3 separate regions of the Mus musculus genome follow, and all the other regions are linked to region 1. Evidence: chromatin loops called from intact Hi-C (ENCODE). Cell type or tissue: heart. All regions are shown on one strand. Each heading gives the region's core, and the rest is flanking DNA. Links, peaks and the distances in the headings are about the cores only. Region 1 holds the start of Surf6 (surfeit gene 6). Region 2 holds the start of Rexo4 (REX4, 3'-5' exonuclease). Region 3 holds the start of C8g (complement component 8, gamma polypeptide).

The links. A loop is a pair of places that touch in the nucleus more often than their neighbours do. Peaks named below come from ENCODE experiments on the same cell type or tissue, not always from the same donor. Only the 100,000 strongest peaks of a DNase experiment are listed, where the experiment ranks them.
Region 2: it touches region 1 in a loop (4-fold over the local background); 9 of 42 quality-filtered maps call a loop at or near these places.
Region 3: a loop joins it to region 1, with 8 times the contacts of the local background. A loop is called at or near these places in 4 of 42 quality-filtered maps.

What each region holds. Positions count from the first base shown.
Region 1 is chr2:26,897,784-26,907,852 of GRCm38, reverse strand. Surf6 (surfeit gene 6) reads left to right here and starts at 4,966. Exons shown (of 5, transcript NM_009298.4): 1 at 4,966-5,159; 2 at 7,921-8,124; 3 at 8,428-8,516. The coding sequence starts at 5,066. It overlaps Med22 (mediator complex subunit 22), which reads left to right. Exons shown (of 4, transcript NM_001033908.1): 4 at 1,860-2,586. The coding sequence ends at 2,049. In heart, for the core only: a CTCF peak has its summit at 546 (motif pointing left); DNase peaks (open chromatin) are centred at 552 and 4,912; H3K4me3 peaks cover 2,695 bases; H3K27ac peaks cover 2,116 bases.
Region 2 is chr2:26,958,631-26,968,699 of GRCm38, reverse strand. Rexo4 (REX4, 3'-5' exonuclease) reads left to right here and starts at 4,314. Exons shown (of 8, transcript NM_207234.2): 1 at 4,314-4,648; 2 at 5,977-6,317; 3 at 7,960-8,097; 4 at 8,283-8,476. The coding sequence starts at 4,382. In heart, for the core only: CTCF peaks have their summits at 1,258 (motif pointing left), 4,129, 4,336 and 7,748 (motif pointing left); a DNase peak (open chromatin) is centred at 4,209; H3K4me3 peaks cover 2,272 bases; H3K27ac peaks cover 1,715 bases.
Region 3 is chr2:25,496,355-25,506,423 of GRCm38, reverse strand. It overlaps C8g (complement component 8, gamma polypeptide), which reads left to right and starts at 5,918. Exons shown (of 7, transcript NM_027062.2): 1 at 5,918-6,330; 2 at 6,449-6,585; 3 at 6,765-6,835; 4 at 6,919-7,026; 5 at 7,309-7,410; 6 at 7,481-7,519; 7 at 7,601-7,774. The coding sequence starts at 6,193. The coding sequence ends at 7,614. It overlaps Fbxw5 (F-box and WD-40 domain protein 5), which reads right to left and starts at 5,674. Exons shown (of 9, transcript NM_013908.5): 1 at 5,538-5,674; 2 at 4,273-4,488; 3 at 3,866-4,023; 4 at 3,379-3,553; 5 at 3,151-3,299; 6 at 2,558-2,987; 7 at 2,097-2,244; 8 at 1,795-2,007; 9 at 954-1,714. The coding sequence starts at 4,465. The coding sequence ends at 1,459. In heart, for the core only: a CTCF peak has its summit at 7,630 (motif pointing left); DNase peaks (open chromatin) are centred at 4,317, 5,653, 6,253 and 7,133; H3K4me3 peaks cover 2,365 bases; H3K27ac peaks cover 3,418 bases.

The sequences.
Region 1 (10,069 bases), core at 1-8,000:
CCCCCAGGGGGCGAGGAAGCCCTCCAGGGCAACACAGTCTCTGTCTTACTGCTTTAAATCTCTTGTCTGTCTAGACAGTTTAGTCAAGGCTGGATTGGCCCCTTGTGGCCTTCCAGGTCTCTAACGACGTTCACTTTCTGGGACAGCCCTGCCTACTGCTTGCTCAGAGATTCAGTTCCATGTGAATGTCATCAGACTCACAGTGGAGAGGTGGGATGGGGGAGGGGTAAGGAACTCAAGCAGGGTGGCTTTGACTCCTGGGCCCAAGATACCTGGATGTCAGCTCGGCCTTATTCATGGAGCTGGAGTCTCCTGGTGTCAGACCTATGTTAGTCTCAGAGGATAGCAGCAGGCAGGATCTGTCACATAGCTCTCTACAGGGCCACTTAGAATGTTGATACCTGAAACTTTCTGATCCAGAGAGGCCTTGAGAAATCAAGAGTCCAGTGTAAAATATGTCGTCGGAACCGGGCTGGAGAATGGAGGCCTTGCCCCACCCCATTAGCTTGAAGTTAAGGTTCCGGTCAGCAGCACCCTGCCTGACTCCCCCTGGTGGTAGGTTTGCTCCTGCTGCTGCTGCACAGAAGCTGCAGTCAACTACAGATGTCCAGTGCTGCAGTGGACATCTTGTTCCCATCTTAGACTCAGTGTCACTGCCAAGCTTCAGTAGTTCTAAAGTTCTCCAGAGAGTTCTGGGGTTATCTTTGGTCTCAGTGTTCATCAGCTTAGCAGAAAAGTGGGAGTATCTACTGTACCCCAAAGTGGCAGAGACTTAGACCAACCCAGGGTGAGTTCCTCACATCTTCCTGTCACTACCTTGTAGTACTTCAAGGACACTTGAGCGGATGAGTACTGGGACAGTGACTCAGTCCTGTACAAGGGTTGAGGGGATAAATTGCTCAGATAGGAACCCAGAGTGCTGGGTTTCCAAAGCCTCGGCCCCTCTGCATCACGTGCATACGTTTCTGGGATGATCTGTGTCCTCTTTGGGCAATCACCTCTCTCATATTCCTCATGGTAAAGCAGCTGCCCCATGCCTAGGAATTTCCTTAAATGGCAGAGTTCTTCGGTAGGTGAGGCAGTAGGTTTTGTCTGCCCCTATCAGCCTCCTGCCCACACCACCACCAGTTGCCCAGCTTCCCCTCTGCATGGCTACTCTTGCCTGTATACGAACTGCTTGCTCTTTCTGGCTTTGCCTTCCCTCCATTCTCCTGGGGATGCTACTCCCTTTGTCTTGGGTAGTTCTGCGAGAGACTGCTGGGGACAGGCATGGGAGAAAGCTAGGGCCTTGTGCATATTAGACAGCTGTAGAAACAGATGTGGTCCAAGTAGCCACTGCTATGACCACTGAGGCATTGTGCTTGCCTCCTCCTGTCTCTGGCTTTCCCTGTGTAATGTAAGGAAATGGAATGTGTAAAGCCTGGGGCTTAGAGCTGTAGAGCTAGAGTAGTGGTATATAGAGAAATGCTCAGACCTGTATTGCTGACTGTTACCCAGTTAGGCCAGGACCCTGTAGGGATGGAAACAGGTCTGCCACCAGGAGCTCTTTGTAAAGTCTCATCACTACCCTACTGGTAAGGGATGGGTAACAGGTAGAGGCTGATAGGAACAAGGAGAGTCCTATGTGTCAAGAAGGACCCATGGGGACAGTTTGCCTAAGTCACATGGCCTGTTGACACCACCTTTCTTTGGATGCAAGAGTGGCCAGAACCGCTTAGCAGAGGGGCCAGCACAGAGGAGAAGAAGGGGAGGCAGTCAGGTGATGTTCATTTCTTAACTCTGCATCTGTCTTGCTTTCCCCTCCCTGGCTTTCCTCTGCCTGCTCCTGTCACTCCTGGGGGTTTCTTGTGGTGGCAAAGCTCAAGTCTCTGCGAAGCTAATGACCTGCCTCTGTGTGAAGCTTACTGGAGGCTGGACCTCGACGCAGATTCTGCTGATGGCCTCTCAGCCCCTCTTCTGGCGTCCCCGGAGACTGGTGCTGGTCCCTTACAGTCTGCAGCCCCTGTCCACTCCCATGGTGGTGGCCCTGGCCCTACAGAACACACCTGAGCCTCTTGGGGTACCATCGCAGGGTAGCCCTCCCTAGGGCCTAGTTTATCAGAAAGGAAGTGCTGTGGATACCCAGCACAGCCTAGCTTTTTTCAGTTTTAGCTCCCTTGGGGACTTTGGGATCAGGAGCCACTGTAGCCTCAGGAACCTGTCCAGGCCAGGGCCAGTTCCCCGTGATGGTTGGGGAATGCTGTCCAGTTATTTACAGCAGGTGGCTCCCTTCCTGACTGCCAGTGGAAGTTTGTCCCATTGAAGACCTTGAATAGGGAGGGTGGTTGGTGATAGGAAGACAGCCTCAGTTTGTTTAGAATTGTGAGGTATTCAGTGGACCTTAGTCAAGTCCAGTTACCCATCCTTAGGTTCAGGTTCTATAGAGAGCCCTGTCCACTGCCTGCTGCCTGGAGCATAAATGTCTCTGCCACAGCTGACTGTCCAAGATTGTGTGAGAGGCAGCTAGCCAGGGTGTCTTCCTGGATTCTCCCACCATTTCCTTCTGCTACTTTTGAGATGAGACTGTTGAATAAAACATTAGCTTTTTGTGCTGTTGTCTGTCTTTCTTGATTAGTCCAAGATTGCCCTTGGGTTCCTTGAGTAACAGCCCCTCCTTTTTTTTTTTTTTTTTTTCTTATAAAAGTGGCATGGCACTTTTTATTTTTACAACCAGAAAATAAGTCCCAAATTCTCAGTTCAGAGGCTGTAGTTGAACAACAGAAAGGGGGTAAACAGGTACCAGGTAAGACTGGGGGCCCTGGCCCGCTCAGCCCAGAGAACCCCAGGTAGCTAGCACAGAAGTTCTAAGTCTAGTAGTGTCCTCTGCTCTGGTCACTTCTCCTTCAGGGGCTCAATTTAGCCACTTGGACTCCAGTTCGGGGCTGCCCTGAGATGGGGCTGGGGTGGTAAACAACCCCTGATCACAGGTAGTATGGGCTGTGGGACAGGTGCAGGCCCAAAGATGTCTCTGTAGTAACAGGTGTCAAAATCAGGGCTGAACACTGTTATAATGGAAATAAAGAGTCCAGATGGGGGCTTCCAGTTTCCCTACCATGCCTCTGGGGTGGAAGAAGAGCCCTTAGAGGTGGGGAAGCAGCCACTGAGCCACCACCCCTTCACATCTCTCATGTGGCTGGAGGATCTTCAAGTAGACACTAGCATCATCCCACAGCCAAGAAAACTGTGACCTGAAACCTGGCCAACCAAACCCACAGTGTGGCCGAGTCACCTAAGCCACTGTGCTCAGGGCAGGGAATACTACATTGATGGGAAGAGGGAGTAAGGGGGAGATGGGAGAGTGAGGCCTAGGCTGGCACTTCATCACACATGTCCACCACATACAGGCATACATATACACACCATTCACACCTGCACACATGCGTGAGAGACTCAGAGATGCAAAGACAGTGTTGGCAATAGAGACACCAAAAGACGCCGAGGGATTCCAACAGCTCCAAGTCCTTAGAGTGGCTGGGTAACCTCTCCCAGGAGTTGTCCATCACAAAGCAGCGCATGTGAGGAGCACAGTAACACCAAGAGGCCTGACACCCATGGAGGGAACAGTGGGACGGCCCCTCCTTATATAGCTTTGGGTTCCTGGCATCTAGTAAATCCGTGACATAAAATAAATGGATGAAGAATCCGCTAGTACTGCAAGCTATATGACTGCAGCACCTGTACCTTTGATGCCACCTATTTTTGCCATCCTACTTAGAGCTATCATGCCTGCATCTTAGAAGGACTGGCCTTGGGCTTGGAAAGGCTGAGGTGTCTTGCTCAGAAGCGAAGATCTTAGAAACCGGGAGCTCAGACCCCATTGCCCCTCAGTACCAGGCTCACGGCTGACATACAGAAACCATGGTTCTCGGGCAGGTATGTGCATTCAGCCTGTCACTCCTGACTACCATCAGCATGCCTCATCCATGGTTGTAGTCCTGGGTCTATAAGGAACATAGGCTGGTCACCAGGTGACCCAGCACCTACAATAGCCAAAAAGAACATAGCACTGGAATGTGTAGCTAGGGGCAAGTCACTGCCCCAGTGAGGGAGTTTTCCAGCAGTGATGCCAAAGCAGTGTTAACTGTTGGAAGAGCTTGTAAGTGCCCTGGAGAAAGCTTAGCCACCTAGTGAAAGACAGTGTTTTATTGTTTAGTCAATTCTGTCGTTCACATTTAAAAGCGAAACTTCTCCTTTAAAGGGCACCATTGTCTTTCCTCTGCTTGCGTGGCCAGGGCCAGAGCTCCCTGGAGATACTGCTTGGGGATTTAGTGTTCTAGAAATTCAGAGTCACAAGTGATGTAAGTTGTGTGTCACCTTTTTTCATGAACTTCTGAGTTGCTGGGTCACACCCAAAAAACTACCGGGCAGGCTCTTCTTTGGGCTTGCCTTTCCCTTCATTTCCTCATAAGTAGCTTTAACGCCATCTGCAAGTAGTTTCTTATTCCTAAGGGCTCATCACCATTGAGATTCATTGCTACCGCATGTAATCTAAGATCCACGCCATACTCAGGTCTCTAGTTGTGGCCCACGTCTTTTTATACCTGATTGCGTTTTGCTCTGTGTGGCGGGAGTGGCAATAGGATGCTGGGCATCCCCTGCAGGCGGGGTTCTGACCTTCAGTCCAGCAGTAGGGAAAGAGCTATAGTAGCCCAGGTCTGCCCGGCCCTGAGGGCTTCAAGCTCGGTGGGAGCCCAGCCCTCTCAGGTTACAGGCTCCATTTTCAGAGAAACGCCTCCAGATTGAGGAGTAGCCGGCCCGTCAGGCATGGCTAATTGAGCTCCGAGAGGAAAGCAGCTGCTAGCGGATTTACACTGTGGCTTCCGGGGCTGGCTGGCTGGTTTGCTAACCTGGAGTTTAGATTACGGCTAATCCTTGGGGGTGGCTTCCGGTGCTCCAGGCTGCGTCTGCGCATAAGATACTTCCGGCGGGGTCACGCCGCTCTACTGGTGGTACCTGCGTGTACGGAGCTTCCGGCGGGGCTCCACCGCGGGAGCTTCCTATTCTGGTCCCAGCCTTGGTTGGCAGCATGGCTTCTCTCCTGGCCAAGGATACCTATCTTCAGGACTTGGCCAAGAAGATCTGCGCGCAGCCTGGCCCTGAACGACAGAGGAGCACATGGGGTAAGGCATCCGGCTCGAGCAGCTTTTGGGAGCAGACGCCGTCAGTAAGGAGCCCGCTGTCCTAGGTCGGGGCCGGACCCCCCGCAAGGGATATGAGTTCGAGCGGGTGGGTACTCGCGGGGACAGCAAAAGCTTGAGCTCTGGGCCCTGAAGGAGTGGGAGGCAGTTAGGAAATTACCAGACTCGAACGGAAAGAAAATCGGGCTTGCTACTACAAGTGTGAAGAGTTTTCTTACTGGCGTGTGTGTTTTTCAGCCCTTGTCTGTGAATGTGTTTCTTGTGTTGAAAGAACGCACACTCCATTCTTGGCTGTTTAGTTTAAAGCGCTAACATTTCCTTATCTTTGGAAGTGGAAGCAAGTCTTAAATCATAAAATGTTAATTGCGTCTGGGCCTGGTTGGTAGGGAGGCTGAGGAGAAAGACCTCGAGGTCAAGACCCGCCTGCCTGTCAGGACTACAGGATGTGATCACCTCTGCATGAGCAACTTCAGGAAACTCTCCGAAAGTAAAAGGAGCGGGTGGAGATATGGCTCAGTGGTTAAGAGCACTTGCTACTTTTGCATAGGACCCAGATTTGGTTCCCAGCAGCTACATGGCAGCTGACACCAGCCCCTAATTCCAGTTCTAGGGACTCATTAACACTCTTCTGGCTCTCAGTGGCACCAGGGATGGTCTTGATGCACAGACATACTTACAAACAGCACTCATAAAAGTAAACGAGTCTGGGAGGCACAGGTGGGAGGTGGTCTGCAAGCCTTTTAACACCAGCACTTGGCAAACAAGCAAGAAAGATTACTGTGAATTCCAGATGGCCAGGACTGCATACTGAGACCCCTTTTATTTGTTTGCTTGTTTGGAGACAGGGTTTCTCAGTGTAGCCTTGGCTATCCTGGAACTTGCTCTGTAGACCAGGCTGGCCTTGAATTCAGATTCACCTGTTTCTGCCTCCCAGGTGTGCCACCACCGCCTGGCTTAAGATCATGTGTTAAAAACAAACAAACAAACGGAGCTGGAGAGAGGGTGCAATAGTTCTGTGTATCTACAGCTCTTAGGAGAGGACCAGATTGTTCCCATCAGCCACCCTCATTTATGGTGCACATGATTAAAATGTAATAAATTTACCAAAAGAAAAAGGAGGTTTGGAAGTATGATTTAGTGTTGGAGTACTTGCCTAATGTGTGTGAGAGCTGTTGTGTGGTATCATGTAGGAAGACACATGAGTACCTGCTCAGCCAGGACACACATGCTGCACGTGAGCACAATGAAGCATTTGGTCTGGAGCCCATTTAGAATGATGGTGGCCTGTAAACATGGGTTTAGGTTTCCCCAAGTCCCATTTTCCAAGGGAAAATATTCCTTGAAGTAGTTTCTTGAAGTTTGACAGAACGAAGAAAGTCAAAGCAGGTTTAAAATACATTAGAGTGTATACCAGGTCATATAGCAAAATGACAGCTTTCTTTAGGACTAGATGCTGATGGCAGTTCCTCCCGTCCCCCAAACAGGGCTTCTCTGTGTAGCTTGTAATGTCCTGGACCCTGTAGACCAGGCTGGCCTTGAATTTACAGAGATTAGTCTGCATCTGCCTCTGAAGTGGAGTGCTGGGATTAAAGGTGTGCCTGGTGCTGATAGCATTCTTAATTTTTAGGTTGGCCTGCTAAGTGAGTATATTCCAAAACGTTTATTATCTATTAGTCACATGGAGGAGTCAGTCTGCAGACAGCTTCTTTCCAGGAAATCTCTGGCAGAACCAAAGGCAGAATACTGCTGAAGTCCAGAGAGGCAAATGAATTGAGCCTTATGGGGTGACTCACAGGAGTGGAAATGATTCAAACACAGCTTTACCACCAAAGTCTACCCCAGCATGGGTGATGGATCACAAAAGCTGGAAACCTGAAGTGCACTGCACAACTTGCAGGCAGCTCAAAAGTTGGAGAGTATTTATTTCATGTACTTCTGTTTGATTAAGTGATGCTCTGCCTTCTTATCTATGCTTGGGGAAGAGGGGATCTAGTGAATCTGGTCAGTTTCAGGGACTTCTAAGCCTTGGTGTTTGGTTCCTGAGTTTAAGGAGCGCGCCTCCAAGGTGAAGGCTGGTATACTTGCTTCCTTCCTTTCTTTCTTTTTCCCCCTTTCTCCCTTTCCCCTTCCTCCCTCTGTCTTGTCTTTCCATGGTTTCTCTGTGTAGCCCTAGCTGTCCTGGAACTCATTTTGTAGACCAGACTGGCTTTAAACTCACTGAGATCCACCTGCCTTTGTCTCCTGAGTCCTGGGATTAAAGGCGTGCTCCACCACACCCTGCTGGCAGGTTTTATTTAGGAGGAAATTGTTGTCCATGAGCCTAGTGTTGAGGTTTGGGCAGTGAGGAGAAAGTGTGTGGCAGTACTGTCATTACTTAGAAGAGGTGGTTATGTGTAGATATTCGGGTGGTGACCACCCTGAAGCCATATTTGGTATTCTATTCTTCATGTGCATAACTGCCCTGCCAAGTGGGTGAGTATGTTTTGCATTTAAAAAATAATAATTTATTTTTGCTCTTTGGAGACAGGATCTCACTATGTAGCCCAGCCTGGCATCGAACTCTCAGGAATTCTAGTGCCTTGGCCTCCAAGTACTAAGGGGTGATAGACACATAGCTGCCTGCTGCCCTGGCAGGAGGTGGTTGTAGCTCTGGACAGGCGGTGCTGGCCTAGCTACCTGGTTCTTTGCATTCTCTTCCTCTGCTGAATTGGTGAAAAGGGACTCTGCTTGTTTTGCATTTCAGGTGTCAGAACAAAAGGCTCAGAAGCTGCTGGCGCCCCCAAAAAGAAAAGGAAGAAAACACAAAAGAAGTCTCCGGAGCAGGAACAGAAAGCTATGGATCACAAGACTAAAGCCCTGGGCAAGAAGCCTCCTACCTCTTCTAGGCCCAAGAACCCAATGGTATCCAAACAAGAGAAGGGCTTGAGCTCCCTGGGGTCCCCTAAAGGTAAGTGGCTCCAGGATGTGCATGGTCAGGGCTGGGATGGGCCTAGACACAAATGTCCCCACTGCTCAACAGTGCTAGCCGGAGTTTGTCCTGTGCTGCATGACAACCTGGTGACAAGGCACTACTTGTTTTTCTGTGTCATAGGAACCAATCTCATAGTGCAGCTGCAAGGGATGTGTTTTAAAGGAGCTTGGGTAGAACTTCTTAATGGTGGCCTGTAAATCCCCACTTGGCCCTGAGGGAGGTAGGGAGGAGAAGTGGTGGGAGGGCAACTTCCTTTCAGCTCAGCTTTCTTCCCTGCAGATAGCCAAGGCACAGCACGGGAGTCTGTCTTTGCACTGGATTTTCTGCGACAGCGGCTGCATGAAAAGATCCAGCTGGCCCGGGGCCAGGTAAATGAGGAGTCTCCTGAACATCTGGAGTAGGCTTGTAGAATATTTTCTCTCCCCACTTCTGTGCTACTGTGGCGTGCGGACCACCTCTTGGTTGAGGTAGCAGGTGTAGTTCCTTCCTTGGAGTACCTCAGTCCCCAGTACCACCTGCCTCTTGGAAGCTGTGTCCCTCAGAAGCATGGCTTCCTTCCTTTGGGGAGCACAGCCCTGAATTGTCCCTATGAAGGTCACTGTCCAGAACAGGTGAGGTGGCCTGACTAGCCTTGACTCCCCGGCATGGTGCTGGCTTCCCTGTCCCCCTTTCTTAGCTCCTTTCTTGAGCTTTAGCTCCTCACCCTCCCTGTCACTGTCTCCAGGTTCCTAAGAGGATCAAGGCTCAAGGCCCTCATTCATCCTGCAGCGCAGCAGTTGCTGTCTGGCTGTGGAGCCGGAAGGGATGCAGGGAGAGCTCAACCTGTGTGTTTCATGAGTCGGAGATATTAGTGGTTAGCACAGCCACTCCACTATAGACACCCAGCCTAAGTTCTGAACTCTAGGACAGTGAAAGATGAAGTGTTCTGATATGCTGGAATGGAGCCCTGAATTTTTTTTAAATTTACTTTACATCCCAATTCGAGTGCCCCCATTTCCTTTCCTGATTCCCGCTTCCTTTCTTCTCTGAGAAGAAGGAGGCCCCTATAGGATACCACCCCGCCCTGGCCATCAAGTCACTGCCAGGACTAAGTGCATCCTCTCCCACTAAGGCCAGACAAGTGGTGGAGTTGGGGGAGTCAGATCCATAGGCAGGCAACAGTGGATCAGAGACGGTCCCCACTCCAGATGCTAGGAGACCAGCATGAAGATCAAGCTGCACATGTGCTATGTGTGTAGGAGCCTAGGTCCACCTCTTTGGTTGGTGGTTCCGTCTCTGGGAGCTCCCATGGGTCTATGTTAGTTGACTCTGTTGGTCTTTGTTGGGGTTCCTATCCCCTCCAGGTCCTTTAGTCTTTCCCCTGCCTCTTCTATAGAACTTCCTGAGCTCCATCTAATGTTTTGGCTATTGGTCTCTGCATCCATTTCCATCAGCTGCTAGATGGTACCTCTCAGAATTATGATAGGCTTCTGTCTACAAGCATAATAGAGTATCATTAACAGTGTCGGGGATTGATGCTTGCCTGCGGGATGGGTCTCAATTTGGGCCAGTCATTGGTTGGCCGTGCTCTCAGTCTCTGCTCCATCTTTGTCCCTGCGCATCTTATAGGCAGGACATATTTTCGGTTGAAGGTTTTGTGGGTAGGTTGGTATCTTAGTTAGAATTTCCATTGCTGTGACGAGACACCAGATCAAAGCAACTCTTAGAAAGGACATTTAATTGGGGCTGGCCTACTGGTTCTGAGGTTCAGTCCCATTATCATCAATGCGGGAGCATAGCATCATCCAGGCAGGCATGGGGCTAGAGGAGCCAAAAGTTCTACATCTTCATGTAAAGGCAGACAGAAGACTGACTCCTGTGTGGTTAGGAGGAGGGTCTCATTGCCCACCTCCAAAGTGACACACTTTCTCCAATAGGGCAA
Region 2 (10,069 bases), core at 1,049-9,048, 60 kb before region 1:
AAAACCTAAAAGAAACTGATGAATTTCTTAAATAATCTACCAAAGTTAAATAAAGAGGAACTAGACTAAATTAGGTCTGTAACCCATAGTTAGAGAGTTACCAACCACCCTCAGATTGGATATAAGGCCTACTCCTTGAGTGGGAGCCATACAGACACTGGTAAAGCTGCTAGAACCTGAGACTACACGTGTCATAGGCCTAGGGGAAAAACGACTACTATTATTCTGCCAAAGGAGCATGGCAATAAAATGACACCTAATGATATCCTGGTACATCAGTGCATCCCTCATTCTTCACTAGAGACACTTCTTGCAGTAGAGACCCACAACTGAACTATATATAGATAGATAGATAGATAGATAGATAGATAGATAGAGACAGACAGACAGACAGACAGACAGACTGCGGAGCACTCAGCCCTAAATGGGTCGTCAGAACCCTCTCCTCAAGGCTCAGGGACTTATTTGGATGAGGAGGTGGAAAGATGGTAAGAGTCAGAGTTGAAGGTGTCTTTCAGCTACCCTAGGACTGATGCACATTTAAACTCATAGTGACTGTGGCAACATCACACAGCCTGTATTGGTCAAGCCAGACAAAACTCCAGCAGTGAGAAAGGGGAGGTAGACACAAAGCCCCACCCCTAATCAATTGATAGCCTGTTGGGAAACATAAAGTAAGTTTTTTCCGGTAGAATGTTGTTGGGTTTATTAACCACACTCCAGGATAGGCCCAAGTTCCAGGAGTAGTTGACCAAGACAACACCAGATTCCATGTGGGATTTGTATTTTAGTATTTGTATTTATTAAGATTTTGGGGGTTTGGAGGGTGTGGGGGGAAGGGAGGGAGAAAGAACATGAGGTTGGGTGGGACTGAGGTGGGCAGGATCTGGGGGAAATGGGGGAGGGGAAAACATCATCAAATTGTATTACATGAAAAAAATTCGGTGGTTAAGAGCACTGGCTGAGCCAGGCAGTGGTGGCGCACGCCTTTAATCCCAGCACTCGGGAGGCAGAGGCAGGCAATCTGAGTTTGAGGCCAGCCTGGTCTAGAGTGAGTTCCAGGACAGCCAGGGCTACACAGAGAAACCCTGTCTCGAAAAACAAACAAACAAACAAAAAAACAAAAAAACAACCCAAAACCAAACCAAACAAACAAAAAAGAACACTGTCTGCTCTTCCAGAGGTTCTGAGGTCAATTCCCAGCACCCACATGGTAGCTGACAACCACCTATAGGAGGATCTGATGCCCTCTGCTGGCAGGTGAATGTATATGCAGCAGAGCACTCATACATTAAATAAAAAAGCACGCTATTTCTCTGGAAACAAACAAAATTTTTAAAAAAGAAAATAAGATGAATATTGACATTATAGGCCACAGGAATAATCAACAAATGAGTTAAAATCCCAGTTCCTAGGCTGGAAGTATAGATGTAGAGAGAGTACTTGTGTAGTATGTGTGAAGCCTTAGGTTTGATAGTGAAAGATCCTGGCAGAATGTAAAAGGACACAGAAGCCCTGAAATTGGCAAGATTGTCAGTGTTAGCAGAACTAGCTTCACTGATTTAGAAAAATAGAGGTGCACAATGCTCTGGCCACTCCTCGAACCTGTGTGTCTGCCAATGTTCTGACCAGGTGTGTGCCCATTGCTGCACCTTCATTAGACTCTTTCCTTGTACCCCTCCCATACCCATTTCTTGAGAATAGACATTGTTTAGATCTGGAAATCCCCTAATCTCCCCCTTCTCCTTTCCCCCCTGAGGGCCTATAAAAACTGGGAACTCTTTCCCCTCGAGGTCGACTCCTCTACCCCTGCGTGGGATATGAGTCGTCCCCAGAGCTCTGGCTTTCCCTGAATAAAGCCTCATGTGGTTTGCAACAAGCTCGGTCTGTCGTGAGTTCTTGTCTATTGTCCTGAGGCCTGAGCTCCTTTTGGAGTCTTTCAATAGCACCAACAGAAAAATGAAAATAAATAAATCTGTGATAGCCAGAAGCTGGAAACAACCTTGATGTCCCATGACAGAAGATTCTAGACCTCAAACTACTACAGAAAACTAAGCAAATGCTAAATTTGCAATTTACAAAATTTCATTTCTCTCCTAGTCATTGAACTCATCTGGATTCCCTGGGTCTCTAACTTAAGAGGGAGAGGGGTGCCAAGGGTGTTTGGCACATACCCCACCAGCATCATGACTACCACTAAAGGGACTCTGGCCAACTTGAGATGGTGAGCCTGGTTCTGGCAGGCCTTGCCCTTTCCCCATTCCCTCTGCCTTGCTAAAAACCATCAGATTACATTCCTAAGGCTAGCCACCAAGGTGCATTCCCTTATCTGGTCTCTTCTTCCTTTTGAGGCTGACTACCAAAGTCCAGCTATAAAAGCACTGAGGTCTAGCAAGGAAAAGCCCCCTTTGACTCACATAATTAACATGTCCAATTAAAAATTAAACACCGGCCGGGCGGTGGTGGCGCACGCCTTTAATCCCAGCACTCGGGAGGCAGACGCAGGCAGATTTCTGAGTTCAAGGCCAGCCTGGTCTACAGAGTGAGTTCCAGGACAGCCAGGGCTACACAGAGAAACCCTGTCTCGAAAAACAAACAAACAAACAAACAAACAAACAAATTAAACACCTCGTCCTTTATATCTTCATAAACTGCCAATTTCCTAGTGCCATTCCTGTTTCATCAGTAGGCAGAGGTACCACCCCCCAGGGCAAATAGCCTCCTCCCTCTACTTTGTTTTCTCTCTCTCTCTCTCTCTCTCTCTCTCTCTCTCTCTCTCTCTCTCTCTCTCATATCTATGTCTCTTATTTCCTACCCTCTGGGGCAAATAAATCTCTTTTTGTAAGGGTCCCCCAAAACTGGCACCCTGGACTCAAATAGTATGTAACCGCAAAGAGTGTTTTATTCTGCAGAAGTCCAGCATGCTGGGGTCTCCCATTGCTAAGATAGAGAGACCATCAAGTGAGCTTGAAGGCTCGATTTAAAGCGCACTGGATTTCTGGGGTAGATGGGCTTTATCTTATTCTATCTCTAGGCATTCCAGAACCATTATCTGAGTGAGTGCTGTTGTGATCATAAAAAGAGAAAGAGCTACTAAGATCTGTTCTGGCAGGGTGTGGGGGAAGGGTGTGCCTCAGTGGGCCCATGCCTCAGCATCCCTTCCCCCTGAGAGAGCAGCCACATGACGGTATAGTATAGAATAGAGTTTATTCGGGGCATGGGGAGGGGAGTTAAGAGGGTAGTAGAGACAAAGGCAGAGAGGGGAGGGGGAGGGGGAGGGGGAGGGGGAGGGGGAGGGGGAGGAGAGGATTGGAGGCTGGCCATGAGCATATGGAGAGAGGGGGTAAGGGAATGGGGAAAGGGGGGAACAAGGGGCCAAGAGGCAAAAGCGTGAGAGAGAAAGAGAGAGGGATGAGGGGGCAAGCAGCCCCTTTTATAGGGTCAGTCCTACCTAGCTGCTACCAGGTAACTGTGTGGAGGAGCATATCTGGCTGTTGCCAGGTTTCGGTGGGGGTGGAGTCCAGACAGAATACCAACAGGTGCGAAGGCTAGAGCCTGGATTTTTTTTTTTTTTTTCTACTAGTAATCGAGTTGCTTGGACTTGCCCATACCTTAGGCCTAGTCTCTTTAACTGCCAATTTGAAGTGTGTTGCGGAATCTGCCTAGCCTTCTCTGTGCTCAGAACTTGGTCTTGGGGGGTGCCGGGGAGGGGGTGTCCTGATTGGATATTTTTCCTAACAGCCACCACCAAGTCTCCCAAACCTTCTTACGTGGTCTGTTGGCTTTGCTGCTTATCTCTAGTCAGAGAAACCCGAGGGCAAACGATTCAACTGTGACCGCCCCATCTGTATTGCACTATCAGGATCAAGAATAGATTGCTGGTCATTAACACTGCGATTAAGAATGTATATGTATACGTATATAGTCACAATTAAATTTTGCTTTATCATTAATATCGGACACTGCTGGCGTGCCTTTGCAGTCAGTAAACCAGAGACGTGGGGAAGGCTTCGGTATTCGCAGTGTGTGGTTGTGCATAGGGCAACCTACACAAGACCCGCCTCCGCCTCTTCCGTACCCCCGTGAGTGCCACACCGAGAGTAGTCCCCCAGCCTTTTCCGGTGTCCCAGAGTCTCCTCATTTGCGGCCTTCCGGGACACCAGATCTTTGTGAAGGTCTGGGCTCCCTTCCGTCAAACTCTGGGTATCCAACCGCAGCGCTGCTAGCCAGGGCTGTCAGCCCCCAGTGCTAACTAGCGGGCTAGTCGCAGAGTCCGCATACGTGCGGAACCAAAGATGCAGTCTCGGTTTCTAGCAGGTCGCGAAGAGAACAGCAACCCGGGTTCCCGCATGCGCAGTGGAGCACGCTTGCACCCTGGGAAATGTGTGCTTGCGCGGTTGCTGGAGTCGCGGTCTCTTCCCTGGTGGTTCCGACTGCGGAGAGCGGGGAGATGAAGACGAAGGCCACCGCGCCGGTGCCCCAACCTGGGCCTATCAGGAAGCTCGCTAGGAAGAAAGCCAAGAAGAAGTTCAGGAAGAGCAAAGCTCTGGCAGGAAGTGGGGTTCCGGGAAGCCACCCGGCGGCTGTGGCAGGCCGACCGCCGAAGGCCCCCGAGAACTTTTCTCAAAATTGGAAGGCGTTGCAAGAGGTGAGACCGGCGACAGGCCACCTTCATCCCGAACTTTCTGTCAGGTAGCCACAGACTCCGAAGGAGGAAGGGATGTTGCCCTCTGCTTCATTCAAATTCTTTTTCTCAATTATGAATCACTTATCTAGGTTGCCACCCTGGCAACGTCTTAAACTATGTCCCAGAACTCTGGCCCAGTGGTTCTGGAACTATTGTAGCTCAGGGTATACCCACACTAGTGGTTGTCCTCCTACATTAGGTAGCCTCCCTAGTCCTGAGCCTCTATACCTACCCCCATTCATAAATTCTTCCATACTAGTTAGATGCTTTTTTTTGTTGTTTTTGTTTTTTCGAGACAGGGTTTCTCTGTGTAGCCCTGGCCGTCCTGGAACTCACTCTGTAGACCAGGCTGGCCTCGAACTCAGAAATCTGCCTGCCTCTGCCTCCCGAGTGCTGGGATTAAAGGCGTGCGCCACCACGCCCAGCTTAGTTAGATGCTTTTACTGCCCTTGTTTCTTAGACGGGGAAATTGTGACACATAACTTACAGGGTTTGAGTTGAAAGTAGGTCACATACGGTGTAAACAGCAGAACTGGGGTGCTGAATATGCCTTCACTGTCGACTTCTAGGGAGTCTTGAGGAGTGTATGTCATGGAGCCTCAGTAAGAAAGACAATAAGGAATTTCTTGGCCTCCATAACAACACTCCACCTTGTTCCTTAGTGTGGATCTTCCAACAGGACACCCAGGAGCAGCCAAACCCTGTGGACAGTCAGGGCTGTGTATGCTGGTTCTTGTTCTTTCTCCCAAGAAAGTAAAGTGTGCAGGGAGGACATGTTTACTAAAGGAAACTTGGATTTGGCTCTGGTTTCTACAAGAATCTAAATCCTTCAGGCCTTTTAAGTATTAGGGGAGTGAATAAGTAGAAACTCACTGCAACATCTCTCAGCTGGTTGCCATCTTGTTGTGGTCTTAACTGGAGATTTGAACACAAGGAAGAAATTGGTCTCCTGGACCTCTCCTCTACATGGATCAGCCCTATCTGGTTTCACAGGACTTCTTTCTTTCCATTGAACTCCCTTCCTCCAGGTCTTCCTTAGATTCTGAGCTGTAGCCGCCTCCAGAGATAACGGAAGTGATCACTGTGTCCCACAGTGTTGACCATGGAAGTCACTAAGTGAAACTCCAAATAAAGAAGTGAAAAGCACCATTAGTGGTGATGGGAAGTGCATGGATGATAGAATAGATGTACACACAAGTTTCTTGAACCTGTGGTATGTCAGTTCAAAATTAAATGTGGCTTTTAACAAAATAATAAATGTGGCTTATATTTAATTTTGATTCCATTAGCTACTGAAACAAAAGTCACAGGCCGCAGAAAAACCTCTTGTCTCTCAGATGGATGACAAAATGCACCCCCAAATAATCCAGCAGAACAGAAAAAAGGCCTCAGATAAATCAAAGGGAGACAAGCAGAGGACAGAAAAGGCCAAGAGCACTAGGGGTTCTGTTACATCTGCACCTACGGACAGGAAGATACTAGTACCTCCCACAGATACCTCTGGAACAGAGCAGAAGAAAGGAGCCAAGAAGAGGACATATAGTGACATCTCTTCTCATCAAGGGGCTCTCAAGCCTAAGTGGAAAGCTACGGAGGCAGCTGTTATCTTGAATCAGCCCACGCCCACTGAGTAAGTATCAACTCTGCTGTGGTGCCTGGAACATCCACAGAAACAGGTGATCCACTGTCTTCACCACCACCGTTCGGCCCTGGTACAGTCTTCTACCCAACCCTGTGATATTTGTTTGTTCGTCCCTTGTTTCTCCTAGAGTGTGGGCTGCTAAAGGCAGACCCTATTATACAGATAATACTGTGTCTTTGGGCCCCAGTGTAGAGCTTGGCACAAGGTAAGAGCCAACAAAAACTTTTTCATAGTGTGTGCTGGACCCAGAAGGACTCCTGTGAAACCCAGTCCTGCCTTTTTGCCAATTGATGGCTTTCTTGCATCCTTTTATCCTCAGTGTGGTCATCTGTACAGTTAGGGGGACTGAAGTGCACTATGTGTTGCTTAGTGTCTTTTGCCTGCTTAATGAGCACTGTGATAACACCTAGCCTGGATGGGATATGCTTATAAGGCAGGTTGGCTTCCTGCTGCCTAGGATTTTCCTGCCTTCCCTTAAACCTAAAGAAAACCTTGGTCTGGGATTATACAGTGGAGGGTGCGGGCAAAGGGGAAGGAGAACATTTCTTTGGGAACTGGTATGGGAAGTGTGTTTATGAGAGTTGTGTCAGATCAAGCTAAGTGAGCCCATGACAGGCTACAAGATTCAGCTGCTGAAGGGTAAAGGGACGTGAGTTTAACTGCTTCTGCTGAGTTATATAAGCAGGCTGGATTGGAGAGACTACAAGGCCCCTCCCTCCTAAGGCTGATATAAGCAGGAAAGACACACAGGCATTTTACTTTAGCATTTGTGTGTGTGGCAGGAGGTGTCAGGGTATCCTAGTGAAGAAAGCAAATGAGCAGGAAGCATGCGGCCCATCAGTTGAACCTTTTGAGTAAAGATACTGAATGTCTGGAATTCACCAGATAGCCATGAAGCACCCAGTATCAACTCTCTCATGCTTCCAAAGTGTGCACAGGGTACAAGGCACAGGTCCCTGTCTTTTTTTAAATTTTTAAATTTTTTTTGGTTTTCGAGACAGGGTTTCTCTGTGTAGCCTTGGCTGTCCTGGAACTCACTTTGTAGACCAGGCTGGCCTCGAACTCAGAAATCCGCCTGCCTCTGCCTCCCTAGTGCTGGAATTAAAGGCGTGTGCCTGGCTCACAGGTCCCTTTCTGCCATGCACTCCTCTGCTTGTGTTTCTTGACCAGTAGCAAACCTATTGTGTAATTGGAAAATGCCTGGTCATTATACTGAAGTAGGTTACATGCTTCTGTTTCACATTCTGTTTTATCTGTAGTTCTCCTAAGTCTTGGATAATAGATATATTTGCAAATTAAAAGAACAGTAGTGAGGGCTGGAAAGGTGGCTTAGGGGTTAAGAGTGCTGGCTGCTCCTCTAGAGACCTGAGTTAAGTCTCCAGTGCCAGAGATCCGATGATGCATGCCCTCTTCTGGCCATCAGGCGCCAGGCATGCAAGTGATAAATATAATGCATGGGTGCATGCAGGCAAAACAGGATACAAATAATAAAGGAATGTGTGAGAGCAGATTCAGCTGGACTGAGTGTGGAGTGTAGAGGGGGAGCCATCCTGCCAGAGGTCCTTTCGCGAAGCATCCATCTGTGTCCTGGGTCTTTTCACAGCCAGGCATTCTCATCTTTGTCTCATAGGGAAGACATCTGGTTTGATGATGTGGATCCAGATGATATTGAGGATGCCATAGGCCCAGAGGCAGCCATGCTGGTACGGAAGAGGCTGGGGCAGAAGAAGAGGACCATCTCCCTGGAGAAGGAACAAGCCTTTGGCGGGTAAGCTGAGCTCGGGCCATAGCTGCTGGCAATGTTACTCCTTCTGGGGCTGGGATCATGGGAGGAGGAGCAAGCACTGAGCCATGACTGCCCAGCAGTCATGGGGGTGCAGAATGAGGCTTGGCTCACTGGCCTAGAATCCCAGCCCGTGATATCTATTACACTGGGGCCTTTGGTTCCCCTAGCTTGACAAAAGCCTTGGCCCTGGATTGTGAGATGGTAGGCGTGGGTCCCAAAGGGGAAGAGAGCATCGCAGCCCGTGTGTCGATCGTGAACCAGTATGGGAAGTGTGTTTATGACAAGTACGTCAAGCCAACTGAGCCAGTGACTGACTACAGGACAGCCGTCAGTGGGATCCGGCCTGAGAACCTGAAGCAGGGTATGACTGATGTCCATAAGATTTGAGTGTAGTGGTGGAGATGGTAGCAGGACTCGTTTCTCTTCAACTTCCCCTTCTGTGTTCCAGAACATGGCATGGCAGGGGTCCTGACACTGCTTAGCTCTTCCCCAGACTTTGCAGATACAAAAGGAAAGATACCTTTCCTGGCTGTTGTGCTGTTTGTGTCCTGGGCTCTTGGATTATTTTCTGTCTTGTGGCAGTAGGGAATAAACTGGAGCATGTTAGGAACCAGGAGGGAAATCTTGAAGAGTGAGTAGGCTACATGGTAGGAGCTGGGAGGACAGATCACAGGGTCTCTTTGGGAAATTAGTGCAGTAATGGCAGAGAGGCCTCCAGCAGGATCCTTGTGGTCATGACATTGAGTACAGGGTAGGGGTCAGAAGACTGGTTCTGAGGCAGGAGCTAGGTAGGGAGGTAGCTGGAAGAAATGAGCCAACATAGCAGAGGGAGGCTGGGTCTGATTTATAATAGGCGAGAACATCTAGGATGCTTGAGCCTGCCTCCTAGGGAGACCTGGAGACCACTAGGGATGCAACCGTGTTTTTTTTTCCCCCGTTCCTCACCACCCACTGCCTGTTTGCTTCTCCTGGTACCCATGGCTAACATAGTATCTCTGTTGTTCCATAAACCGTAGGCTGGCCAGCCTCTCTTTCTTTTTTTTTTTTTTTTTTTTTTTTTTTTAATTTTTTATTAGGTATTTAGCTCATTTACATTTCCAATGCTATACCAAAAGTCCCCCATACCCACCCACCCCCACTCCCCTACCCACCCACTCCCCCTTTTTGGCCCTGGCGTTCCCCTGTACTGGGGCATATAAATTTTGCGTGTCCAATGGGCCTCTCTTTCCAGTGATGGCCAACTAGGCCATCTTTTGATACATATGCAGCTAGAGTCAAGAGCTCCGGGGTACTGGTTAGTTCATAATGTTGTTCCACCTATAGGGTTGCAGATCCCTTTAGCTCCTTGGGTACTTTCTCTAGCTCCTCCATTGGGAGCCCTGTGATCCATCCATTAGGTGACTGTGAGCATCCACTTCTGTGTTTGCTAGCAGCCTCTCTTTCTATCTCAGAAGAGAGGTTGGTCCTTTAGCTCTGAATAGAGCTGGGCAGTGAAGTAGTTTTGGGGCCCATTCTAGTAGAGGTGGGGGCAGGGTGGTCCTCGAAGGCTGTCAACTGGGAAGGAGCAGCACAGCAGACCCTAGGGTCTGTGCAGCCTCCTTTGCACTGTCTGGTTCGCAAATCCAGTCTGACTCTACTTAGGAAGTCATAAGTATGAGAATGGGAAGCCTGTTGCCAAGTGTCCCTGAGATAGTCTAAATGTTCCTGGACTTCTAGGTTAGCAGTAGTTTGCTAACTGGTACCAGTCCACTGACTGTGATTGGCTTTGAGTGGAGTTCTTGTCTTTTTTCCAACTGTCTCCAGAAGTGGGAGCAGAGCACAAGGCATAGTGGGGTGCCTCCTAGCCCTTCCACTTCCCTGGAAAAATGGACACTTCTAGGGACCTACCTCCCACCACAGCTTTGTGTATCATGAAGGGCCTGACCTGTTGTTACCAGTCCGGCCAGGAATGGAA
Region 3 (10,069 bases), core at 1,248-9,247, 1.4 Mb after region 1:
GGCCTGGTGCTTTCCAGCCAAGGCTCCTCCCATCCTGCTGGCACCGCTATTCATGCTGATGGATGCTTATTGCATCTTGCTCTCCAACATCAGCAATGGGTCACAGACCAGGCCTGGTTTCTCTGGTCCCATATGTCCCTGGGGTTCTGCCCTAGTCCCCTTGATGCAGCCAGATGCGGAAGGATGGGAAGTAATCCCTGCTCACTTGCTAGCTTGGACCTGGAAGGGCACTTGCCTTGTTCATTCACTTGCCCTGGGTACATTTTCTGTTCTTGGTAGGAGAGCAGCTTTTAAATGAGACGCTACTGTACCAGGCTGCTTGCCCAGTCACACTGTGGTCACTCTGGAGGCTGGCCCTGTCAAAGTCCCAAATCTTCCCTACTGCCAGGACCATGCATGGAGCCGCTAAGTGTAGGTGCATGACGTAAGCTCCTAGGATGGCCTAGAGCTACCCTCCTGCACCCTGGGACCTCACACATTTTCAGAGCTTATGGTGGCACCAAGAATTGAACTCAAGGCATGACAGGCAAACACTATTAACACAAACCACAATTCCCAAACCTCTTACTTTCTCAAGCCAGGGTCTAACCAAGTAGCCTAGATCAACCTTGGATTTGTTTTGTATCCAAGCAGGCTTTTAACTCCCCATCATCCTGCCTCAGCCCCCCGAGGAGCAAGTATTACAGATCTGTATCACTATACTCTGCCCAGGGAACTCTCCTGAGGGAGGATGGAGCCAACCCTCTTTTGGGTGCTTGTCCAGGCTGGGCTGGTCAATCTTCCTGCACCCATTAGCACTCACAGCCATGCACAGGCATCCCTGAAGTCAAAGGACTACGCACCCGAACCAGCTCACTCTTCAGTCTCTTGGAGGACCAGAGGCAGACATCACCATGACGACATTGGCCAGCAAGGCCTGGGGCCCCTCGCTACAAACAGACTAGATGGCATGTGCTGTTGCCAACTGTTTATTCAGGCCCAAACAGTTCAGGAGTGCAGCATGCAGCACCCACAGTCCACTGCAGGCCACTCAGTAGCAAAAACTGAATTATCAGAGACCAGTGCCTGTGGCCTGCTGCCCAGGGTACACTCAAGACATCCAAGGGTGTGGGTTTGGCTGAATATGAAAGGTACCCAGGCAGAAGCCAGCTTGGACCTGTGTGAGCTGCCAACCCAAGGGAAGAGGGTAGGTGAAGAACAGGGTTCCCAATGACCTGTGTACCCCAAGCTAGCCAAGAGGCTAGCATGGGATCTGGTGCTGCCAACAAGGGCTACCCTAGTGCTAAGCCTTATGGCTAAGTGAGCAGGTTTTGTGTGTGTGTGTGTGTGTGTGTGTGTTGGGGTCAGGCTGCCCCTCCTAAGGCATTGCTGCTATGAGCTACTCTGCCCCAGTGCAATAAAGAACCACGGGGTACCATTTTCCCCAGTAGGTTCCAATGGCTCAAATCACTGAAGCCTTCAGCGCCTATGGCTGGCAAACCAGGAGAAGAAGGGGCGGGGGCGAGGGCGGGGGCGAGGGCGTGGAGCCTGCAGAACACGAACAATGCGTGGTGAACGCCAGGCTTTGATAGTGGCATCGTCGCTGGCTGTCAGCAAGAGTTCCTGCTCCTGGGGGCTAAAAGCCACGGAGTTGACCACATCCTCATGCCGCAGCTTGGCTAGGCAGATGTTGTAGTGGCGGTCCCAGATATAGCCATGCCGATCTTCAGCCCCACTGTGGGATAGCATCTGGATGAGCCCACACCCACCTGCTGAAGCCCATACCCAAGCCCTGGAGCCCACCTGAGCCCACACCTGGCCACAAAATCCCTGCTGACATCCAAGAAGATGAAGAAGCACTCGTCATTGGGTGTGTAGGCACGGTGCGCTCGAAGAGCTCGCTTCACCTCTCGCATGGTCTTGAGATCAAACACCAGCAAGTCAATCTCCTCCGCAATGGGTGGTGGCTGCATGGGGTCGGCTACCACTGAGCCAGGGGGCCAGGCACGGCTATTCACATACAGGTACCTGAGCAAGGGATAGCATACATCTTAGGTACAAGCATGCTATTAGATACAGGGCCAGCTGTGGTGCCCCACCTGGCTCACCAGGCCCACCTGTTATCAGGAGACAGGCCCATGCCAATGATGTGCCCATGCACATCAATGACATGGTCCAGGGCATCAAAGAAGGCATCAGAGCCCCGGCCCTCGCCCAGCACGGGCCCTGCAGTTGTCATCTGGTGTGGCAGGATCTGCTTGATGCCTGCATGGAGACCAGGGTGAGGGGTCATCCAGAGCCTGCAAGGACATTACCACCAGGGCACTCCCAATCCAAGAACAGCCCTAAGAGTCCACAAACACTGTCTACACTCAGACTTAAGCACAATTGTGCACCCGCTCACTTGCTGACCAATCCCCTGCCTGGGTTTTCACCACTCTTACACAGGATCAAGTGTGCCAAGGCAGAACAGTATCTCAATGCATGAGCCAAGCTTTGCCTATGGACTTGCTGGTCTGGGGAGCAACACAGTGGTTGGTGACCGTCCCAGGCCCAGCCCTGCCCTGCCCACCATTACCGATCTGATGCGGTGAGTACGTGAGGCAGCCAGTGGTGAAGATGAGGTACTTATTCCTGGTGTCAGCGTCATTGCACTCTGGAGGCTTGGTGTGGCCCTGGGCCAGCAGCTCAGCCACCTTGGTCTCCAGTGCACAATCCGATAGCTGTCCGTGTCCATCCAAGACGCTATCAAACACACGCCGTAAACCTTTCTTGACGTGGTCAGAACCAGAAGTGTGCAAACCTGGGTCAGTGGCCTCTTCTTCAGTGTCCCCACCTAGGTCAAAGACTCGGCAGGGGAGCCCAGCCTGGTCGCTAGCATCCAGCAGGAGGTCCGGGCTATCAAAGCGGCTACAGTCAGCCACCATCACTGTGCGGATGGTGCTGGCATTGAGGTTCTGGATCTTAAAGAGCCGCTTTACCACGTTGACATTCTCTGACTCCACATCCTGTGGATAACAGTTGGGTGCTGGTCAGAGGGCCATGTCTGGGGAGCAGCCTACCCTGGGCTCTGCATCTGCCCTTCCATGCCCAGCCCTGCCCATGCCTTCTTCTCTATTTCCCTGCCCTACCCCACTTGTCTGCCCAGCCTGTCCCTGTCCCGGTCTGAACCTGGAAGGCATTGTTGAGCCACAGCACTGAGCAGGAGGTGATATCTCCAATGCGGTGCAGGTTCCCCGAAATGAGGCTGGTTTCTGTGAGCCAGCAGCCAAACACATCATAGGGCTTGTTTCGCACACGGGACAGCAGGGCGAAGGAGTCTGGGGGGAAGGCCACAGCTGGGCAGACTGCTGGCAGGGCACAATGGGACAGGTAGCCCAACCCAATGCCCACACTTACCTAAGCTGATGACAGCTATCTCGCCTGAGGAGGAGTTATGTGGCCCCAGGAACACCCCTGAGGCCAGCAGCAGTGAGTCATCCTGGTTGAACTGGGAAAACTGGGTGTAACTCCAGTTGTATGGCCTCATATCTGCACTGTGCAGCAGTGAGATGGTCAGGTCGTTGTTCCAGATCTGTTCCAGAAAGGCTGCAGGGTAATTACCAGGCCAGTTCACTCTGGCAGCACAGCAAATCCTGACTCTTCTCCATTGAGGGTTCTGGGTCCTCATGGGGCAAGAACCTTGGCCTAGGTCTTTACCACCCACTCTTATGACATCGTACCAATGTAGAGGGCTGACCCTGGGAGCTAGAGATTAGAGCTGTTCTAAGCTTTGGGTCTTGTGTGGTCCAGAGCAGGCCTCCAGGCACTATGTGGCCCTCTCTGCTTCTCTCACCATTGGCTTCTCTTCCCACTGAGTTCTGCTGCATGGGAGAGGCACCCTCACCTTCACCGTGCAGTCCTTGGAGCAGGAGGCAAACTGGTACCCCGAGTGGGAGAAGCTGAGGTGCAGGACCTGGTCAGTGTGCTCCTTCAGTGTCTGCACCTCCACACAGGGTACCATGTCATAGAGCCGCCGGAACTCCTCATACCAGGATGTGGCCGCTGTGGGCAATATAGTGTCACTCCTGCATGCAAGGCTCCCTCACTAGTCAAGATTGAGAGCCGACAGACAGCATGGCTACTGGGAGATGTTTTGTAGGGACTCTGGAACTCACGACTCACTAATTAGGTCTCAGCCACAGGGGGCACCCTTCTGCTCACAGAGACTCCCTCTTCCCCAATATGGCCCGTGTGTCCTTGGGCCATGAGCCCCTGCCCTGAGCCAGCAGGTTTAGGGGTGTGTGTACTGACCTGGGTGGCGGGGCACATCTCGAGCCACCTGGTAGTAGCGGTAGAATTGCTCCTTCCATAAGAACTCATCCCGGGACACAGCCTGCCATTGGCGGCATACCAGCCCAGCAGCCAGCACATCTGCAGGGCCCAAACTCAGGAAGATCTGGTAGACAAGGCTGTCGGGGAGCAGGGGCAGGCCCCCCTCATCCATCGTGACATTCTGCCCAGACGGTCCTGAAACCCACCAGTGGCGGCTCTGAACCCAAGCCTCCTCATCGCCAACCCCAGGGAGAGACTGATAGTCTGGGGTTCCAGACATGGCAGTCCTAGCTAGCCCCACCAACTGCCCACCGGAGAATTCCACTGCACTGAGCATGTGCGGGGGGAGGGGAGGGATGTGTGCATCTCTCTTTGTGTGTACAAGTAGCACTGCCCCACCACAGACCCAACACTTCTTGAAGGACCCAGGCAGTAACGTTGCACCACCTTACATTCTCCAGGACACCAAAGGACTTGCTGGACCAGACAGCAAGCCCCTGAGTACTACTAGGCCAGGTAGAACCTGCGAAGTGGGGGGCAGCCCCACTTTCCAGGTGGGGGCCTTTGATGCCTTCCCCAATGCTACAGGGCACAGGGAGGCAGGTGAGCACAAGACAAGCAAACAGGTCTGGGCTGCTCAAACTGGCAGGTCCAAGGTTTAGCAGCCCACCCTGTCTTTGACCTTGCTGCTATAGGACTTCAGGCCAAGGCTGACTTTCTTCTGAGAAGGGGTTCCTGCTAGCCAGTGGCATATGTCGTTCTGGACTCAGGAGACAGCCTGGCCAGGAGGGTGGTTAAGAGTGATTGGGGTTTCTGAATGTCAGAGGAGACATCAGGGACCACGCTTTGCTGCTTAGCTAGAGTGGGCAGCAGCTCCTTCATTCACCCACTGAACACCGGAGGGTGGATTGGGACGACGTCAACCTGCCAAGGCCATCACTGGCCAGATAAGGCCACCAAAGGCTGTACAAGTGTAGACATTGCAGGAAAAAAATATGGTGACAGTGAACAAAGCCCGTGAAGGTGACAAAAGCCAGTTAAAGTAGGACAAGGCAGAGCGAGGCCCATGACCGGGACCAGGCCCGAGAAAATAAACGAAGGCCACGATCGGGGACAAGGGACACCGAAGGTGGCAGAAGGCTGGTGAATGCAGGACTGGGAGTAATGGGGCACAAGGCTGGTGACTGGGGACAGGGCAGATGACACAGGTGAGTGAGCACGGCGGGGCCAAAGCCGGGACTCACCGCGGTGCCTCTGCCCGCTGCGCTGCGCCCGGCTTCCGCCGCCGCTCTAGTCTCCACCTCCACGTCTTTATGGAGGCGCCAGGCTCGACGCTGAGAGCCCCGAGGCATCGATGGACCGTTCCCCCCCCCCCCCCTTCCCCGTCTTGCGCCTGCGCCTCAGGCTCCGACTAGCAGCCAGCGTTTCTTATGCGCCTGCGCAAACTCTTACTTTCCGAGCGTTCTGACTCACAGAACAGTACTCACTCCTGGCTACCCTAAAGGACGGAGGATTGAGCCAGGCTCAGCTGGGCCGGTTCGAGACTCTGCCTCTGCTCTCTCTGCTGCTGGGCTTTGAACAAGTGACTTTATGAGCACGTTCTTGTTGGTTGTGGAGTTAAAGACAGTTATTGCATGCATAGGGTTGAGCACTGACCACAAGTGGAAATAGGGGTGCAGAGGTCAACTCTTAACTTTGCACTTGGGACACAATGCCCAGCTCCTATCAAGGCTAGGTTCTAGGATGGACCCTGGCTTGGGTTAGGGGTTCAGTAATCGGAAGACAGATGTGGACTTCCTGGACTGTGCTTCCTGTGGCACTGGACAGTGGACTCTGACCTAGGACAGTGCACCCCTCCACCTCGCTGTCCTGTCACCTACTGTCCGTAGCAGGTTGGCCATGCTGTCTCCAGGGGCTGTGTTGTTCTTCACCCTGCTCTTGACAGCCAGTTCGCTGGGCCAAAGGACTCGAAAGCCTATTGGGTCTACCTCCCCCATCAGCACTATCCAGGCCCAGGTCAATTTCAGTGCTCAGAAGGTAAAATCTGGGAGTGAGTGGGGGTAGGTAAAAGAGCAATAAGAACCTGCCTAGCTTGGCGGGATTGGTCCAGGGTGCCCCATTTCCCCAGTCCTGAGCACTCATAGTCAACTTCCAGTTTGCAGGGACATGGCTCCTGGTGGCTGTGGGCTCTTCGTGCCGCTTTCTTCAGGAGCAGGGACACCGAGCTGAGGCCACCACATTGCACGCAGCTCCCCAGGGTGCAGCTATGGCTGTCAGCACCTTCCGAAAGCTGTGAGTCCCAGCAGGACTTCATCCCAGCCCCTGAGCCCATCTTACTCTGCCCTCCTGACTCTAAACCTCATCTCTAGCTCTTCTGTGGCCTAGATAGCTATCCCATATGGCCTCTCCTGGGTTGGGGTTCCTAGAGTCTGGGTGCCTCCTCTTATGACATACCTTCTTCCCCTCCCCAGAGATGGGATATGTTGGCAGGTACGCCAACTCTTTGAGAACACAGGGGTCCCTGGCCGCTTCTTGTTCCAAGGTGAGGCAGGGGCATCAAGGGAGAGGGCTCTGGGCTGGAGGCAGAGGGGAAAGGACTGATGTGCTGTTGTGGTTCTGCCGCAGTCTCACGGGCCCGTGGACCAGTGCATATGGTGGTTGCTGAGACTGACTATCAGAGCTTTGCCATCCTGTACCTGGAACAGGGAAGGAAGCTGTCTGTGAAACTATACGGTGCGGACTAGTCCTGTGATCATACATGGCCTGTGCTTTTCACACATGACCTGTGCTCTGCATCCTCCAGGTCCACCTTGATGGACAGGGCGTCCCCAGATGGACACACACCCCTTCTCATTCCTTTTCTATCCCCATACTCTTGGCAGTAGGCACCCTTGATGAACAGCTACACATGGGATGGGGTGGGAACTGGATGGGGCAGGGACACACAGCTGACCTGGCTGTGTGTCCTGGGTTCCCTGCCATGTTGAAAGCACTGGAACTCTGCCTACCCCACAGTCCGCTCACTGCCAGTGAATGACTCTGTCCTGGATGTGTTTGAGCGGCGAGTCAGGGAAGCCAACCTGACAGAAGATCAGATTCTTTTCTTTCCCAAGTATGGTGAGTGTCCCCAGCCCGTGACCCTCCTGGGTGACGCCCGACCCCCTCTTACTACTGCCTGGGCCCCTAGGTTTCTGCGAGACTGCGGACCAATTACACATCCTGAACGGTGAGTGGTCAGTAGGGCAGAGCAGTGAAGGGCTGTGGTCAAGGTCTTTCCTGCCCCTGCTAAGGTTTTTATCTACTGCAGAGGTGCCGCGATAAGGCCATCTAGTGGAGAAGCTGTGGACAGTGGGCTACCCTCAGAGAGTTCTGAGCATCCTGAATGCACTCTTGGAGTCTCTCCTTTCTGTCCCCAGAAGCACCCCTTCATACAGCTCTGTTGTCCTAGGTCTTTTCATTAAACATCAGACTTGGCCCTGGGTCTTTTGTCGTTTTTTGTCAACCTGGATAGGAGTTCCACCAGGCCCAGGTGCGAAGGGAATTTGCGTGCGAACACACACACACACACCTTGGCTATTTGAGGATTCTGTCCTAGGGTGGTGGGGCTAGAAACAGCACTGAGTTCTTGCTCTCTCCCTGAGCCTGTTCCTCTCTGCAATGAGGACACATACCTTCCCTTATTCTCCAACCCCAGCCCTCTGCTCTGGCTTAGTGCCCATGGGGGTGGGGTGGGACTCAGGGTCCTGCTAGGGTATCTTCCCTGGAGAGGGGCGTAGGCCTACCAAGAAGCCCTTTAGACCCCTCCTAATCCTTGACCCTGGAGGCTAAAGAGCCAGAGGCCCAGGGGCACTTGCTAGGGAGATACCAGGATGTTTTTGAGGACGTGGTTGGAGCACATAGAGTGGAAAGCTGTACCCCAGGAGCAAGGAGTGGGCAGACTACTTAATGAACCGGTTAGAGGTGAGCATGGGGCTCCTGGAATGTGGGTTTCATTTCTGATAGAGCTGGCCCCCAGGATCACCTGACCGACTGTAGTCAAGGTTACCAGCTCCAGGGAACAGGAAGCAGGAAGCCTCACAGCGTGCCCTTAAAGGAGGAGCTAGGCCTTTTCTCCAGACAGAAGCAGTGTTCTTTCAAGACCTGGGCTGGTTTGCTTGGCCCTATAGGGCTGGAGTTCAGGGAACTGGGCATCATCCCAGATGTAGCTGGGCTCCTGTCTGCGTTGCTGCTGGCCTGACAACTTCCAGCACTTATTTAAGAAGCATTTCTCAAATGCCCCAAGCCCTGAGGACACAAAATAGGCAAGTCCTTGTTCTTCCAGGGAGTGTGAAGTCCAGGCTCAGCCACCTACTGATGACAGGAAGGCAGAGGTAGACTAACCCCTCCGCTCCCCAGTCCACCATGTCCTCCCCTCTAGCAGTGCCCCAAGTGAGCTGCAGTACTAGCAGAACTGCTGTATGATTCCCGGAGCAAAGTCAGAGGCCTTGTCTGCTGACATGTTTTTAGGAACAAGAGCTACAGGAATCCTGGTGGGTGGCTGCTCTCGGGGCCACAGCTGTCCCAGAGGAGGCTCTGATCACACAGGGTCTCTGGGCAGCTGGACTTTGGGGGAGCAGGAAAATAGACTGGAGAGTAAGTGAACCACCAGGGGCCTTAGAAGGAGGAATTTTAGGAGACTGTCCTGTCCACAAACATAGAGCTCACTGACGGAGCACCATGAACTTGTGCTGCCTGGCTTGGGCTCACTACCCTAGCTCCAGGGACACTTTTCCCTTTTTTTCTTGTGTTCTGTAACAGAAAGTGATGTTTCCACTCTGGTAGGGGTTGGGCTCATGTGGCCCTTGCCTCGTTGCCTTATGGGTCTGAATGGGCCAAGCATGGGCCATGCCATTAGCTTTTGACATAGAGCTCTAGAATTGACACCCATTTTAGTCTTCTTCTTTTTTTTTTTTAAGTGTCTTGCCGGGCAAGGTGGCGCACGTCTTTAATCCCAGCACTCGGGAGGCAGAGGCAGGCAGATTTCTGAGTTCAAGGCCAGCCTGGTCTACAGAGTGAGTTCCAGGACAGCCAGAGCTACACAGAGAAACCCTGCCTCGAAAACAAACAAACAAAACAAAAACTTCCGTTAAATTTGAAAGTATTAGGTATTTTAGTGATAACTATATTACACACACACACATACACGTTGTGTGTGTGTGTGTGTGTGAGGATACTTGTGGATACAGAGGACAACCTGCAGGTGTTGGTTCTCTCCTTCCATGTTTAATAGATTCCGGGGATCACATGCAGAAGACCAGGCCTAGAGGCAGCATCCTTACCTGTTGGGCTAACTCACTAGCCATGCACATATTTTTTACTTATCTCTTTTTTTTCAAAGAATTAATTATTTATTTTATGTATCTGAGTACACTGTAGCTGTCTTCACATCCACCAGAAGAGGGCATCAGATCCCGTTACAGATGGTTGTGAGCCACCGTGTGGTTCCTGGGAGTGAACTCAGGACCTCTGGAAGTGAGTAAGAATGCTTGCTGCACAATCATGTGGGCATGAGTTTGGAGCTCCAGAATTAACCTAAAAATATTGGCACGGCTGGTCCCACCCACAACCCTACACTGAGTTAGAGGCAGGCCAGAGGCAGGACTACAGAGTCTGCTGCATTCAGCATAGGTTCCAGTGAGAATGGCACCTCCGGGGAATAGGCAGAGGGCCACCAGTGTCCCCTTGCTCTGCTTACTTGCACAGCCACACACACACACACACACACACACACACACAC